Linked DNA regions of Homo sapiens: region 2 is linked to region 1. The links are chromatin loops, found by intact Hi-C in ENCODE. Cell type or tissue: heart left ventricle. All regions are shown on one strand. Links, peaks and the distances in the headings refer to the core of each region. The heading gives the core; the rest is flanking DNA.

What was found. Peaks named below come from ENCODE experiments on the same cell type or tissue, not always from the same donor. Only the 100,000 strongest peaks of a DNase experiment are listed, where the experiment ranks them.
Region 2: it touches region 1 in a loop (4-fold over the local background); 1 of 110 quality-filtered maps calls a loop at or near these places.

What each region holds. Positions count from the first base shown.
Region 1 is chr3:177,127,078-177,134,585 of GRCh38, forward strand. All of the region lies in intron 1 of TBL1XR1 (TBL1X/Y related 1), which reads right to left. Among named protein-coding and RNA genes, the nearest start is that of TBL1XR1, 67 kb to the right of the region's middle. In heart left ventricle, for the core only: a CTCF peak has its summit at 2,787 (motif pointing right); a DNase peak (open chromatin) is centred at 2,904.
Region 2 is chr3:177,489,111-177,496,618 of GRCh38, forward strand. All of the region lies in intron 1 of LINC00578 (long intergenic non-protein coding RNA 578), which reads left to right. Among named protein-coding and RNA genes, the nearest start is that of LINC00578, 51 kb to the left of the region's middle. In heart left ventricle, for the core only: no CTCF peak of the experiment used is centred there; no DNase peak of the experiment used is centred there; H3K27ac peaks cover 474 bases.

The DNA of each region.
Region 1 (7,508 bases), core at 1,174-5,173:
ACAGATTATAATCAATGTGGAACCTGCTGCCCAAGTATAATTCTTTCCATAATGTATTATTACATTAAAAAACCCTTTGTGTTATTCTATGTATCTCAACATACTGCCACCTGACCTACATACAGAAGCTCAACTTGTATATCTAGTTCCCAAGTCCCTTGAGTCATTTCTTTTATGGTATCTCTAACATCATATAAAACAGCACAGAATTGCAACATCTTAAAAGTGTTTAAAATTATCTGTAATTCTCAGTATCATTAAAAATTCTTCTACGATATAACTCCTTCTACTATCCTTTCATCTGTCTGCCCTTTATAGAGTGTGAAGAAAAAAAGAACACAGGGGACCTAATGTTATTTATCTCCAAAACCTAAAAACACAGTATCTGGTATAGCAGGTGCTCAAGAAACACTTTGGATTGCAATCATTGTTGTTACTTGCTATCTTGTATACTATTCTTCACACAGCTCATTAGACTACTAGTATCAACATCTGGCAATTTAGGGAAGACCTGAGATCTATAACAGCTGCAGATCAAGTCCTAAGTACAAGAAAAGGGTATCAAACATGCAGTTCTATTTAATCTTCAATGGACCTGAAAGTTAGAAGAGACAAGGAAGAATTCACTGTCTGAAACACTATTGAGTCACTTTAAGGAGTTTGGGAGGTTTTTTGTTTAAACATATACCGGCAGTTCACATTTTGGATGGTAGTGTGGGAATGTAAAAATCACCAAGATTTGAAACTGAACAAGGTGATCTTAATCAGTGTGAATTGTTCCATTACTTTAAAAACTTGGTCAAGATATTAAAAACATTTACTATCAGTTATCAACGTATAATCAAAACATTGTAAAACGGGCCGGGCGCAGTGGCTCACGCCTGTAATCCCAGCACTTTGGGAGTCCGAAGCAAGCAGATCACTTGAGGTCAGGAGTTCGAGACCAGCCTGGCCAACATGGTGAAACCCCCATCTCTACTAAAATGCAAAAATTAGTTGGGCGTGGTGGTGCACACCTATAGTCCTGGCTACTCGGGAGGCTGAGGCAGGAGAATCACCTAGACCCAGGAGGTGGAGGCTGCAGTAAGCCAAGATCACACCACTGCACTTCAGCCTGGGTGACAGAACAAGACTCCGTCTCAGGAAAAAAAGACAAAAAAAAAATCATTCTTTTAGTACACTGTAATTTAAAACATTAGAACCGATGTGAACTGTTTTATTTCTTGGTAAATGGCTTATTGAGAACTTTGAATAGCAACTTTTGTTCTCATATAACTTATGACACAGAGAGCAAGCATCTTTTCTGCTTTTTTGGAGACAGGGTCTTTCTCTGTCATCCAGGCTGGAGTGCAGTGGCACAAACACAGCTCCCTGCAGCCTGGATCTCTCAAGCTCACGCGATCATCTCACCTCAGTCCCCCAAGTAGCTAGGACAACAGATGCATCCCACCACGCCTGGTTAATTTTTGTATTTTTAGTAGAGATGGGGTTTTGCCATGTTGCCCAGGCTGATTGAGAACTCCTGAGCTCAAGCAATCTGCCCCCGTCGTCCTCCGAAAGTGCTGGGATTACAGGCGTGAGCCACCGTGCCCAGCCTGAGCCACCAAACTTGGCCACTTATGACACAGAGCAAATATCTTTTCTATTTCTTGGGGAAATTTCTTGGGGCATTTTCACACAACTCTCTAAAGCTTCTAACATTTTATCCTTGAATGTTGAATGTCATGAAATATCTCTGATAGAGTTCCTTTATTGTGAAGTTTTTGGCCAGTGACACTTCCTATGAGGCCATCGTCTTTTTCATCACAGCCACTTTCCTCATTTATGTCCATAAATTCACCTTCACTAAGTTTCTCCAGCTGCAGATTCTCGCAACACTCTCCCCATCAGCTATTTCTTCTATAACTCCACTTACACGTGATTCAAATTTCATGTTCAGCACGGTCATTTTTAGAGGTGGTTTTTGCACTTTAATCTTTGATGACATTAAAGTGTAATCTAAGGGCTATGGGATGCTCAAAAGACAGTAGGCCCACAGGAAAAAAACAAGTAATTGAGAAAAAAGGTAAATGGCCACAAAAAATTGTATTATACTTTTTTTAAAAATCCTTTATGGCAAGAACTATCATATGCAAAATCAAAAGCAGGACTAGATGAAGAAAACAATTACAACTCATATCTGAGACAATCAGCTTCCTTTACATGTAACGAGATCCAGAAGAAAATGATTCCCTACTCAAGGATACAGAATGTAAACAGCTTACAGAAAATAAAAATTTTAAAGCTTAAAACATTAAAAAGTGCTCAACCTCCTTGCAAGAGAAATGCAAATTAAGATTTCACTGAGAACTTCTGATACGATTTGGATGAATCTCAGTAAAATAAATCTCTTATAATGCTGAGAAAAACAAGCCATAAACAAGAGCACACACTGTATGTTTATATGAAACACAAGAATAATGAATAGATACTTTAAGTCAGGATAATGGTTACCTTTCCAGAGGCTGGGGATAGAGTAATGACTGGTATAGTGGTTACACAGGTTTGTCCAATTTGTGAACTTCACCATCTGTAGTCTGTACCTTTTAATGTATTCTGCATATCATAATGAAAAGCATATCTTAAAAAAAAAGTACAAGATACCGTTCTTTATCCACCAGTTTGGCAAAGATAAGAAGTTTTATAACACTCTATAGTGTTATAACACACACTGGTGGTAGAAATATCAATAACTACAACCTCCATGAAGACAACCTGGCAGTGAAATTTAAAAATGCACATATCCAGCAGGGTGCAGTGGCTCACGCCTGTAATCCCAGCACTTTGGGAGGCCGAGGCAGGCAGATCACCTGAGGACAGGAGTTTAAGACCAGCCTGGCCAACACGCCAAACCCGTGTCTGTACTAAAAATACAACAATTAGCTGGGCGTAGTGGCGTGCGCCTGTAGTCCAAGCTACTCAGGAGATGGAGGCTGGAGAATCGCTTGAACCCAGGAGGCGGAGGTTGCAGTGAGCCGAGATCACGCCACTGCACTCCAGCCTGGGCGACAGACTGAGACTCCATCTCAAAAAAAAAAAAAAGAAAGAAAGAAAAAGAATAAATAAATACAATAAAAATGCACATATCCTTTGACCGTGAAATTCTACTGTGGGGAACTTATTCATCAAAACGTTTGCACACATGCAAAATAACTTATATACAATGTTATTCATTGCTGCATTATAAAAAGAAACAACCAATTCTCCATCAACAGGGGCCTGGTAAAATTATAATAAAGTATTATTCAGTCAAAAACAACAACAACAACAAAAACAAAACAAGAAACTCTTCAGATATCGATTTGGGAATGATCACCAGGAAAGACAGTTAGGCAATAAAAGCAGTGCATATAATATTCTACAACGTTTTTGGGAAATACATTGGGAGACAGCATATTACGTACTTTTCTGTATATAGTAACATCATCTCTGGAAGGACACATAAAAAACTAATAATACCCGTCACTCCAGAGAGGTGAACCAAGTGGCTAGGGGACAGATGTGGAAAGGTTTTTTGCTGTATACACTTTTGTACTTTTTAAATTTTGAACCATATAAAATGCTCAAGTGTTCAAAACAAGTTAACAAGTTAAAAAAATAATTACCTGAAAGGGAGGCAAAAACAGACCTGTAAAGAGATTATCAAAGCCCAGACTAAAACAATTGTTAACTCCTCAGAAAAGGTCCATCTAGAAATGTTTTGAAAGAAAAGGCCACCATATTTGGGGTTTAGAGGTACTGTGAAATTGGTTAAATTACTGAGCCGGACACAGAGGCTTGCACCTATAGTCCCAGCTGCTTGGGAGGCTGAGGTTAAGAGGATTGTTTGAGACAAGGGAGTTAGAGACCAGTCTGGGCAACATAGCAAGACCCTGTCTCTAAAATAAAAAATTTTAAAACGTACTGAGGCTTATCACGCAGTCAGTAGCACAATGGCAACAGAAACTAGGTTTCAGAGAATATATTGAGAACTTCTTCAGCAAATCGGGAATCCATGTCAAGCACAATGGCAACAGAAACTAGGTTTCAGAGAATATATTGAGAACTTCTTCAGCAAATCGGGAATCCATGTCAAGCGTAGGAGACACTTCAAAGAGAACATACTGAATGCCTAACTCTTCATTCAAAGACACATAGCAACACACACAAAAAAAGTCAAAAGCTATTTGCCTAATCATAAAGACCCTTAAGAGAGAGTCCAGGAAAAATAAAGAAATAGCAAGATGGGAAAGAGAATCACACTCACTTTTACACCCATTCCTTAACACTCACTGCCTCCTGAGCTCAATACTGCATAAAGTGCCTGGTCTTCCAAAGATACTTATTCCCACACCTAAAAGTTGAGAAAACAAAAAAAAACTAAATTAAAAAAACACATTGTCATTCTGAATATCTTTTTTTTTTTTTTTTTTGAGACAGAGTCTCACTCCGTTGCCCAGGCTGGAGTGCAGTGGCGTGATCTCGGCTCACTGCAAGCTCCGCTTCTCAGGTTCAAGTGATTCTCCCGCCTCAGCCTCCCAAATTACAGGCATGTACCACCATGCCCGGCTAATTTTTGTATTCTCAGTAGAGACAGGGTTTCACCATGTTGGCCAGGCTGGTCTTGAACTCCTGGCCTCGAGTGATCCACTCTCCTTGGTCTCCCAAAGTGCTAGGATCACAGGCGTGAGCCACCATACCCGGCCCTGAATATCCTTTGTCAAATCTTAAAACACATTAACGAATTCATCACATCTTCCAATAAAGACAAGATTCCTGCTCTACTGGCATTTACATTCTAGTGGAAGTTTAAAAAAAAAAAAAAAAAAGGAAACACAAAGCACTCTGATTGTTAACCCCAGAAGGCTGGAACTGTCCTGTGTACATTCCTGAAATAAGAGAGGTAATGGCATGGCACTGATACCTGGTCAAAGTACCAAACATACTGATTAATAATGTTGCTCTGAAACCATGAATCCCAAGAGCTATGGCCTGTCTGTACCGGCTTGTCAGCATTGTTTACTGTTAACAGTGAGACTGATGGTTTGCACCTGGTTTTCGTGAGCCCCTTGAGGTTTCTGCCATTAAGGCTGGTTATGTAGCAAAAATATGCCTATGTGGCCAGCAGGAATATAAGCCCCACTGAGATTCCACTATGGGATCCCTGGTTCCAAGGTGTTCTCTGCGCACATCAGTGATCCTGATCCAAGAAAGAAAGATATCCATATGGCCCTACAGAAGGGGGACAATTGAACCTCACACTTAGCTCCTTCAGGTCCACTGATGGGAGGCACCCTTTGCTTGTGATGTGCAACCTAACTTGAAAGCACTTGCTTTAAGTATCGTTTTTCAGCAATAAACCACAGATTGATGAGCACTGTTACTTTGGATCATGTGACTTTTCTTTAGCAATCAAACCTTGTCCAACTGCCACTGTTAACAGAGATGGGGGGAAAGAAAGGTTAACAGATTGTAATAACAGTGGTTAAAAAAATAAAACCGAATGATACGATAGTGGAAAGTCATAGAGACAAAATGGGATTAGAGAACATGGCCAGGAAAGGAGATGGGGAACATGAAATGAGGTACAAATGACAAGAATCCAACAAAGTGACAACCAGGGATAGGCTCTAAGGAAAGAACAAGTTTGATTCCCACAAAAGTAAGGGTGGCTACAGAGTGGCAAGCAATAAACAAATGGCAGGAAATTAAATCAGAGGCAGGCAGGGGCAGATCACAGAGAGCCTTATGAATTCAGATTTCCACCCAATAGCTTTCTTACTGTTCTTGATGCCTGTAACTGCTCACACCGCCCTTCACCCTCACCTCAACAATACATATACTACCCTCCAGAATGAATGCTCTGAGATAAATACAATCATATAATTTCACTACTTAAAATAAATGAATCGGCCAGGTGCGGTGGCTCACGCCTGGAATCCCAGCACTTTCAGAAGCCAAGGCAGGAGGATTACCTGTCAGGAGTTTGAGACCAGCCTGGCCAGCATGGCCAAACCCCATCTCTACTAAAAATACAAAAAACTAGCCGGGCATGGTGGCGCACATCTGTAATCCCAGCTACTCAGGAGGCTGAGGCACAAGAATAGCTTGAACCTGGGAGGCAGAGGCTGCAGTGAGCTAAGATTGCGCCACTGCACTCCAGCCTGGGCAACAAGAGCAAAACTCTGTCTCAAAAAATAAAAAATAAATAAATAAAATAAATAAACGAATCCACAATCCTTGGATTGACATTATCTGTATTTACCACCCCCTGACAATATGGCATAGTTTCAAGATATACATCCTGAGCTTTCATTGCACATTGCATCAAAGTTCTGCTCACTTTTTACACCAGGTGTGTGCCCAATAAACACAATCTATACTAGGCATGATTAACAGTCATACATATCTTCTCTCTGGAGTTGGACTATAATAATACACTCATATGCAGACACACAGAAGTAACACTACATGTTATTCTACATAATAATATACGCATACATGCACAGAAGTAACACTCTATGCACTAGGTGTGGTGGCTCACACCTGTAATGCCAACACTTTGAGAGGCGGAGGCAGATGGATCATTTGAGGTCAGGAGTTCGAGACCAGCCTGGCCAACATGGTGAAACCCCATCTCTGCTAAAAATACAAAAATTAGCTGGGCATGGTGGCACACACCTGTAAGCCCAGCCACTCGGGAGGGTGAAACAGAGGTTGCAGTGAGCCAAGATCGCGCCACTGCACACCAACCTGGGCGAAAGAGTGAGACTCCTATCTCAAAAAAAAAAAAAAAAAAAGTAACACTCCATGTTAACACTATATATTGGACGTCTGTTGTTTTTAGTCTTCCGCTTTTGCTTTAGAGAAACTACACAGCTTCTTCTGCACAGTCTTGGGGTTTTCAATCACAGTGCCCTTTTCTTCCCCGGGCAAAGGACTGGAACATAACTCCAGCTAGGCAAATCAGACAGTCTCCTAGATACGTGAATGTAAAGAGAGAGAAATTATACAGGAAAATAATTCAAACTGATTCTTAACCACTGCCAAGTCAGCCCACTGTGATGTCTACAACCTAGATTCTTTATTCCTGTTTTTGTTAATTCAATGAACTTCCCCATCTTTCCCGTTTTTTGCTTCAGATAACTAGACTGATTCTGTTGCTTGCAAACAAAAAACCTGGAGTCAAGGAACCAAGAGTATGAAAGAGGTCACCACAAGTCACATAGCAACAAGCAGGAACCATAAATCAGAGGAAAGCCTGGTCTATTGGGAGCAGAGAGAAAGAGAGAAAACAGAATTATGGCAGAACACTAGACTTGGAAGCCTAGTACTGTTGCTACTAAGGGGAATACATGATAATTCAGTCCCTAAGAATGTGTTACATTCTATAACACATGCCAATTATCCATGAAGCCAGAAAGTGAAAACAATCAGTTATAGGCAAAACAGTACTACAATTTCCTGAAACACTTGGCTTTGCAGCTTTA
Region 2 (7,508 bases), core at 1,266-5,265, 360 kb after region 1:
GTAGCAGGAAGTGGAGATCATTGGGAGCCGTAGAAGCTGCTCACCACAGGGTGAAAAAACAACTTGCAAATGTGGGTGACAGTATCTTTTGGGTAATCAATATGATTTACTTATCTGTGGGATCTAAAATCATCAAAGTTGGAGCAGAGAGTGGAATGGGGGATAGAGACGTGCGGAAATGATAGTTAAAGGGCAAAGCTTCAGCTGCGCAAAATAAATAACTTCTGGAGATCTAGTATACAGCATAATGCCTATGGTTGACAGTATTGTATCATATACTTAATATTTGCTAAGAAGATAGATCTTACATTAAGTCTTATCATACACACACAAAATAATAAAAGTGGCAGGAAGAAACTTTGTGGGGGAGGTGATAGGTGTATTAGTCTGTTTTCTGTTGCATATAACAGAATACTTGGAACTGGGTAATTTATAAAGAAAAGGAATTTATTTCTTACAGTTATGGAGGCTGAAAAGTTCAAGGTAGAGAGGCTGCATCTAGTGAGGGCCTTCTTGCTGATGGGGACTCTGCGGTCCTAAGGTGGCGCAGGGCATCATATGGCCAGGGGCTGAGCATGCTCACGTATTAGCTTCAGTCACTCTTCCTCTTCTTATAAAGCCACTCCCATGATAACCCATTAATGAATTAATCCATTAATCTAAAAGTGGATTATTCCATGACCCAATCACCTCTTAAAGGCCCCACCTCTCAATACTGCCATATTGGGGATTGAGATTCAACATGAGTTTTGAAGGGGACATTCAAACCATTGCAACAGATATGTTTATGGCCTTGATGGTAGTGATGGTTTCACAGTATATATTTAACCTCAAACTCACTGAGCTTTTTGCAATTAATATGTACAGCTTTTTGTATGTCAATTATACCACAACAAAGTGATTTTGAAATAAAAGAATTCCAGATTTTCTTCTCATCTTCTTTTTCTGAGATGATTTTTCAGTAGATAGCAGGAGGAAGACTGGCTGACCTGGTGGCAGTGGGAAAGAGGGTTCCCAGGCCCATGTCTGTCCTTCCCTGGCTCCTCAGTCCTCTGCTCTGCTGTCTCTTTCATTCCCGCTCTACTTTCCCTGCTGCTGGGCAGCTGAAATTGGGAGCTGTCAGACTCCTGCTCTATAATCTCTTGGTTTGGTTGGACTTGGTTGTTCTCGCTGCTGATTTGATGCCACTTTCATTCTTGAGGACAGGCTGTTACTCCCACCTCATCCTCTGGTCTAGCAGGCTCCCTTCTGATTCCCAACAGCAAGCCCAGAGTAAGCGCTCTACCTGGTACCTTCAGATACAGCCTACTTCCTATCTCAGGGCAGGTGGAAATGGTCAGATAGGATACTTGGGGACCAAGAGAGCCTCTGGGGGCTAAATTCAGGCCCTCCTTCTGCATAAACGAAGTGTTTCTCTGATGCAGCTATTCTATGGTAGTTTGCTATGAGTCTCAAATGGGAAATGAGGCAAAACACTCTCTGTTTGGCTTTCCTCTAAACCAATGTAAGCCCCATTCTAGAATTGCAGCCCCTTGTGGGGACAGGGACAGGGAGGAGCCATGATGCTTGGTCCCATTTGCTGCCTCCTTTGCTTCCTGCAATGCAGCAGGGCTGAAAAGGCAGTTTTTATTTTTTTCTGTGTTCTCTCCAGAGTTCGTTCTCCCTACCCAAGGCATGTGATGCCCTCTGGTCTGCCAGGCTTGGCTCTTACTATGCTAAATAGAGGCTAAGGGAACTTAGAATGGCCTTTTCTGTCTACCCAAAGCTTGGCTTTCGTGACAATTGTTTTGATGTGGACTTACAAAAGTCAGATTTATGACTCAAAGATAATCAATGGCCTCTTATTCCCTGAGGCAATGCGCTTTTTGGCTAAGCTTGGATGCTGAGGTTGTGAAGGTGCATGATTTAAGGGGGAAATGAAAATATTCAAAATGCCAAAAATACTATCCCCATTACACGCATTGGTTTTTACCGCTACAGGTGACTTCCTAGGGTGACCACCAGCCCTGGCTTTGGGGTTCAAGGACCTACTCATTCTGCTAGAACCAAGATGTGCTGGAAATGGAGAAGTTAAAAAAATGCTTTTCTAGTGGCACTATCATGAATCCAGCATTTTCCTGCCAAAAGGATAGCATTTTCCACGGGTTAAGCGAGTAACTCCACATATTTGAGTGAGCTGAAAGAAATGTTTGTTGTGTGTGTCTGGAGGCGGGGGATGGGGGGTGGGTACGTGCTTAAAAAGGGGACAAGGACGGGAGTCACATGTAGTGTGCAGGGGAAAATTGAACGTATAAGAGGCATGTGATGGGAACAAAATGGTTAAACAGTTCCCTTCTCCCCGCCCCTCCTAAGCAGCTGCATCCAAGAGGGAAGTTTGCCATGGAAACACAGGAAGTATCAGAGAGCTGGGCAACAAGGGAAGCTTTTCTTGTAGTATCCACACTGGAAGTAGCTCTCTTCCCACCAAAAAGCCTGGAGCTATATGACACTTCTCTTGGGAACAGCACAGGAAATAGAGACTAACGTCTATTTATGACAGCAAGCAGCCAGAGATGACAGTTTGCAGAACATATTTGGAGAAAGCAACCTCCTGACAAATGGATTCCATGGGGAATTTGAATTAAAAGTGAACTTTGAATAATTTCAGATGGAGAAATGGCATTAAATAATTGGCATGAAAAGTCTTGACACAGGAGAGTGACCCCTTCAATCCAGATGGTGTGAGACACAGACACAGAGGGACTCAGCAGAGGGCAACGGAAGAGCCAGATATGAAAGACAGAGGAAGGACAGCTGCAGGGGACCAGGGCAGACACTCCCCTCAGCCACATCTGGCCAATTAAAAAAAATTCTCTTAGCTGTGTAGGATTGTATGCTATTATCAGTTCTATATTGAATACCTTTTGCAATTAACTATATATTCAATTCAGCTTAACTTCTTGACATATAAATTGTATGTAGTTCTCGTTCCACAATGGGGTTTGAGTCAGTCTCAAAACATTCTTTTTTTCCTCTTTTTAAATGAAGTCTGCAGTTAAAGAACCCTCCCTGATAATGTTACATATATTTGTCATCATTGGGAGGATCTAAGTAATAAAATTTGGGTGCCAAGACTGGGCAAACCAGGACTATAGCAACTCTAATAGAAAGTAGTTGAGTGAAGCTCATTCCTACGTGGAGGTACCTTTATTTATTTATTTATTTATTTATTTATTTATTTATTTATTTATTGAAGATGGAGCCTTGCTCTGTAAACAGGCTGGAGTGCAGTGGCGCGATCTTGGCTCACTGCAGCCTCTGCCTCCTGGGTTCAAGAGATTCTCCTGCCTCAGGCTCCTGAGTAGAGGGGATTACAGGCATTCGCCACCGTGCCTGGCTAATTTTTGTATTTTTAGTAGAGATGGGGTTTCACCATGTTGGCCAGGCTGGTCTTGAATTCCTGACCTCAAGTGATCCACCTGCCTCAGCCTCCCAAAGTGCTGGGATTACAGGTGTGAGCCACCACGCCTGGCCCCATGATTTATAAAAGCAAGAAAAAAAAAAGAGAGATGAGAGAGGCTGATTGGGACATAAAATCAGAGAGAAAGAAGGAAGTGCAGTTGAGAGTGAGCACATAAAGCACAGTGTGCGTATTAACGGGTGTAGGAGAATCTGTAAAGCGATGAACAGATCTCAGAAGAAGGGACTGGTGTAAGTTGTGTTGTGCTTTTGCTTTTAGCTGAAGAAAGGAAGGCAAGTTTGGAGGAGGAAGAGGGTTGGTTGTGTAGACTTTGAGAGCACAGAAAGGTGTGTTATCTCCTGGCTCTAAGGATCAATATGCAAGTCCTCTAGAGAGAGAAATTGCTAGCAAAAGCAGAAAAAACTATGTGTCTCTGTGACCCAAGTGGAAGGGTGGAGGGGGCATTACTCCCAATGATAAACCGAATACCGTGCCTCTGCAGCATCCTGAGAGATTGCTGCTATGTAGTCTCATTAGGAGACAGCCTTGTTTTAGGGGAGCATCTGTAATCAAGGTAGTGATGAGGTACTGCCCTCAGTGACTTCCTGAGACCATCCACCATGAAGGCGTCTGGATCAGAAGAGGAAGCCTACTGTTAGCATCAATGGTGATTCATTTGTAAGCACTCATGAAACACCATCTGAGAACTTCTAGTTATAATTAGATGAAAGTTCCTAGGGAGTGGCATAAGAATGTGGGGACAGGTGTCAGTGATATTTTACTTATTCTATTAATATGCACCTTCTGTACCAGGTTCGAGAAGCTTATTATTATCCCTGTTGGGAGGGAGGCTTACCAAGGGTAAGTAATGTGTTTGCTGCATCTAAACAAGAAGTGGTAGAGCCAGGATTTAAAGCCATGTTTATCTGCCTCCAATGCTTATTCCTGGTACCACTACGCTGTACAAACTTCCAGTAGAATCCCAAAAGCTGTTAAAATAAGAGGAAAATTTAAAGGGGTAAGTCTTCAAGTCATGTGTCGGATCTTAGACAGTGAAACTTGAGACATGATAGAAAACAGTGGCTCAGGCCGGGTGGCCATGGCTCACGCCTGTAATCCTAGCACTTTGGGAGGCCGAGGCGGGTGGATTTCTTGAGCTCTGGAGTCCAAGACCAGCCTGGGCAACATGGTGAAACCCTGTCGCCACAGAAAGTACAAAAATTAGCCGGGTGTGGCTGTGCGTGCCTATAGTCCCAGCTACTTGGGAGGCTGAAGCAGGATTGCTTGAACCTGGGAGGTCAAGTCTGCAGTGAGCCAAGATGGCACCACTGCACTCCAGCCTGGGTGACAAAGTGAGACCCTATCTCAAAAAAGAAAAAAAGGAAACAGTGGCTCAACATGGAAACTAAAAATCATCTCTGGCCATGGGAGGAGGAACCTCTTCGTATCAACAAAGTTCAAACATGGGTAAGTTTACTAATAGATGTTCTTATAATCAAGTGTTAATTTGGCCAAGTTGTTAAACTTGTTTGGGTTTAATTTTCTATCTGTGAAATGAAGAGAATGAAAGCATCTGTTTTGTAGGTTCATTGAGAGAAGTCACACAAATACAGAGTGTGGTAGATTGTATTTTCCAAAGATGGCCATACAAATATACATATCTGAGTGCCACATGCATTTCTTAAATTGTAACTGACACCTTCTTATTTAATGCTGAGATTTATATTTTCTGGGTTTGGATCAAGACAGAAACTTCCATTTTTGATCAACAGATGCAGCAGAAGTGATGCTATGTGACTTCCAAGGCTAAGGCCATAGAGAGGATACAGCCTCCATCTGATTCCTCTCTCAGGACACCTGTCCTTGGAACTCAGCTGTTATGCTCTGAGGAAGCAAAATTAACTTGCATGGAGAGGCCAATATAGAGAGGAACTAAGGTCTTCAGCTGAGTGCCACCATTGTACAGTAGACACGAGTGAAGACGCTTTCAGATGATTTCAGCTCCCAGTCTTTGAATCTTCCATCTGAGACCCCAGACCGTTGTGGATCAGAGACAAGCTGTCCCCACAGTGTCCTGTCCAATTTCCTCTACAGAATCTGTGAGCATGACACATTGCTGTTTCATGCCACTGAGTTGTGGGGTAAATTCATATGTGTCCTTAGTAACTGGAACAGATTTTGATGCCATGTAAAATGGTACAAAAGAAGAAGAAGATAGCTCGGGAATTTTTGCAACTTGCTTCTTATCTATTAATTTAATTTGGTCCATTGCTAGACCAAGTACGTAAGAGTTAATTCTGTATCTAACAATTTAGTAACCAGATTGTCAGTAAAATGCAAGCAAAATTTAGAAGGACAATGATATTTTGTCCTTCTGTCTTGTATTGACAGATTCAACATGGTACTGGTTCACTTTCAGCTTCTGACAAAGGATACTTTTGTTTTCCTGGTCTCTCTCTTTTTTTTTTTTTGGTTGAGATGGAGTCTTGCTCTCTTGCCCCGGCTGAAGAGCAACGGCGCAATCTTGGCTCACTGCAACCTCTGCCTCCTGGGTTCAAGTGATTCTCCTGTCTCAGCTTCCTGAGTAGCTGGGATTACAGGCGCGCACCACCACACCCGGATAATTTTTGTATTTTTAGTAGAGATGGGGTTTCACCATGTTGGTCAGGCTGGTCTCAAACTCCTGACCTCATGATCCACCTGCCTTAGCCTCCCAAAATGCTGGGATTACAGGCGTGAGCCACCGCGCCCAGCCTTTTCTGCTCTCTTACAATTGTTTTACCTGAGCGCTTACTAATTTACTCTTAGCTAAAGTTCTCCTGTTCAGGAATGAGGAAATTCTAGTAGCCAGCTCAGAGGTGGTCAACCAGAATTCTTGTATTATAGGAGCTCATAATAATAAAACTTTATATTTATAGATGGTTTTGCACAAGGTTTTTACATCCTTAATCTCAAGTGAAGTTTACTAATGCATTTGTGTGGGCTTGGCATATAGTGGCCAGAGACTATACTGATCTAGTATGTATTTGCTGCTTCTTGCAGCTGTTGAAATATGTGATACAGTATATGCATACTAAAGATAAAGATGTACAACTAGGGGGAAGAAACAAAGAAACTAGTGCCTACTTTTGGCATCTATGTGAGAATGTTAAGAAATAGAATTCTGGGGGTAGAGTCCTATGGGGACCTGGTGAATTGGCACATGGCCAGATGCTATGTAAATACATAGCAGCCATCCCACTCTTGGAGGAGAAATAAATACTATGAGAGGGTTGGGAAGGTACAGAAGGTCATTTTGTAACTGCCAAGACCTCTGAGGGTCTAGGATTTTATCTACTTGCAAGCTGACAGGTTAGCCAGCCACAGTTTCAAGGATGCTGGTTGGAGACTTGAGACTCCCAGGTCAGAGGTAAAGGACAGTAGCCAGAGAATTAGCATTTTTGTCCTAATCCCTAAGCTCCAGTTCCCACAGGAGCTACATAATAACTGCACACTCAATGGGTTTGTTACAGAAGAGTCCCCGAACTTAGGGAATCTGAATCTTGTGTAATATACATTTAGCATGCTTGACCTTTGCTTTCAGAGAGAAACATTTTCTTTATTACACTGGACAGTAAGCATACCTGCCTTTTGCTTCAGTGGGAAATATCGCCTTTAAAATCATGGCGAAGCTGTAAGCAACCTGCTCTTTGCTTTGGAGGGAAACACACTGTCTATTATTTCCATGCTGTTTGCTATACAAATATCCTTGAAAAGATAGTTCAGAACAAAAGGCCGTCAGTACTTCTGCTTATAAGATGTGCAGAAATATTGAGAGATCCATGGAAAATTGTCTGCTAACAATAACTCCCAATCTTCAGAGGATCCAAATAAATTGCAAACCAACTATTATTGTTAGGCTAGTGATGAAGGGTCAATGACAGCCATATGCATCAGGAAAATTAGAGGGAAATGTGTACTATAACTTGAATTTACATGTTTTTTCTTCTTATCTGCACTTCAGGATTGTCTCCATCAATGGGGTAGCAAAGACAACTTTCTAACAATTCAATTTCCCTGTAGTTCAAGT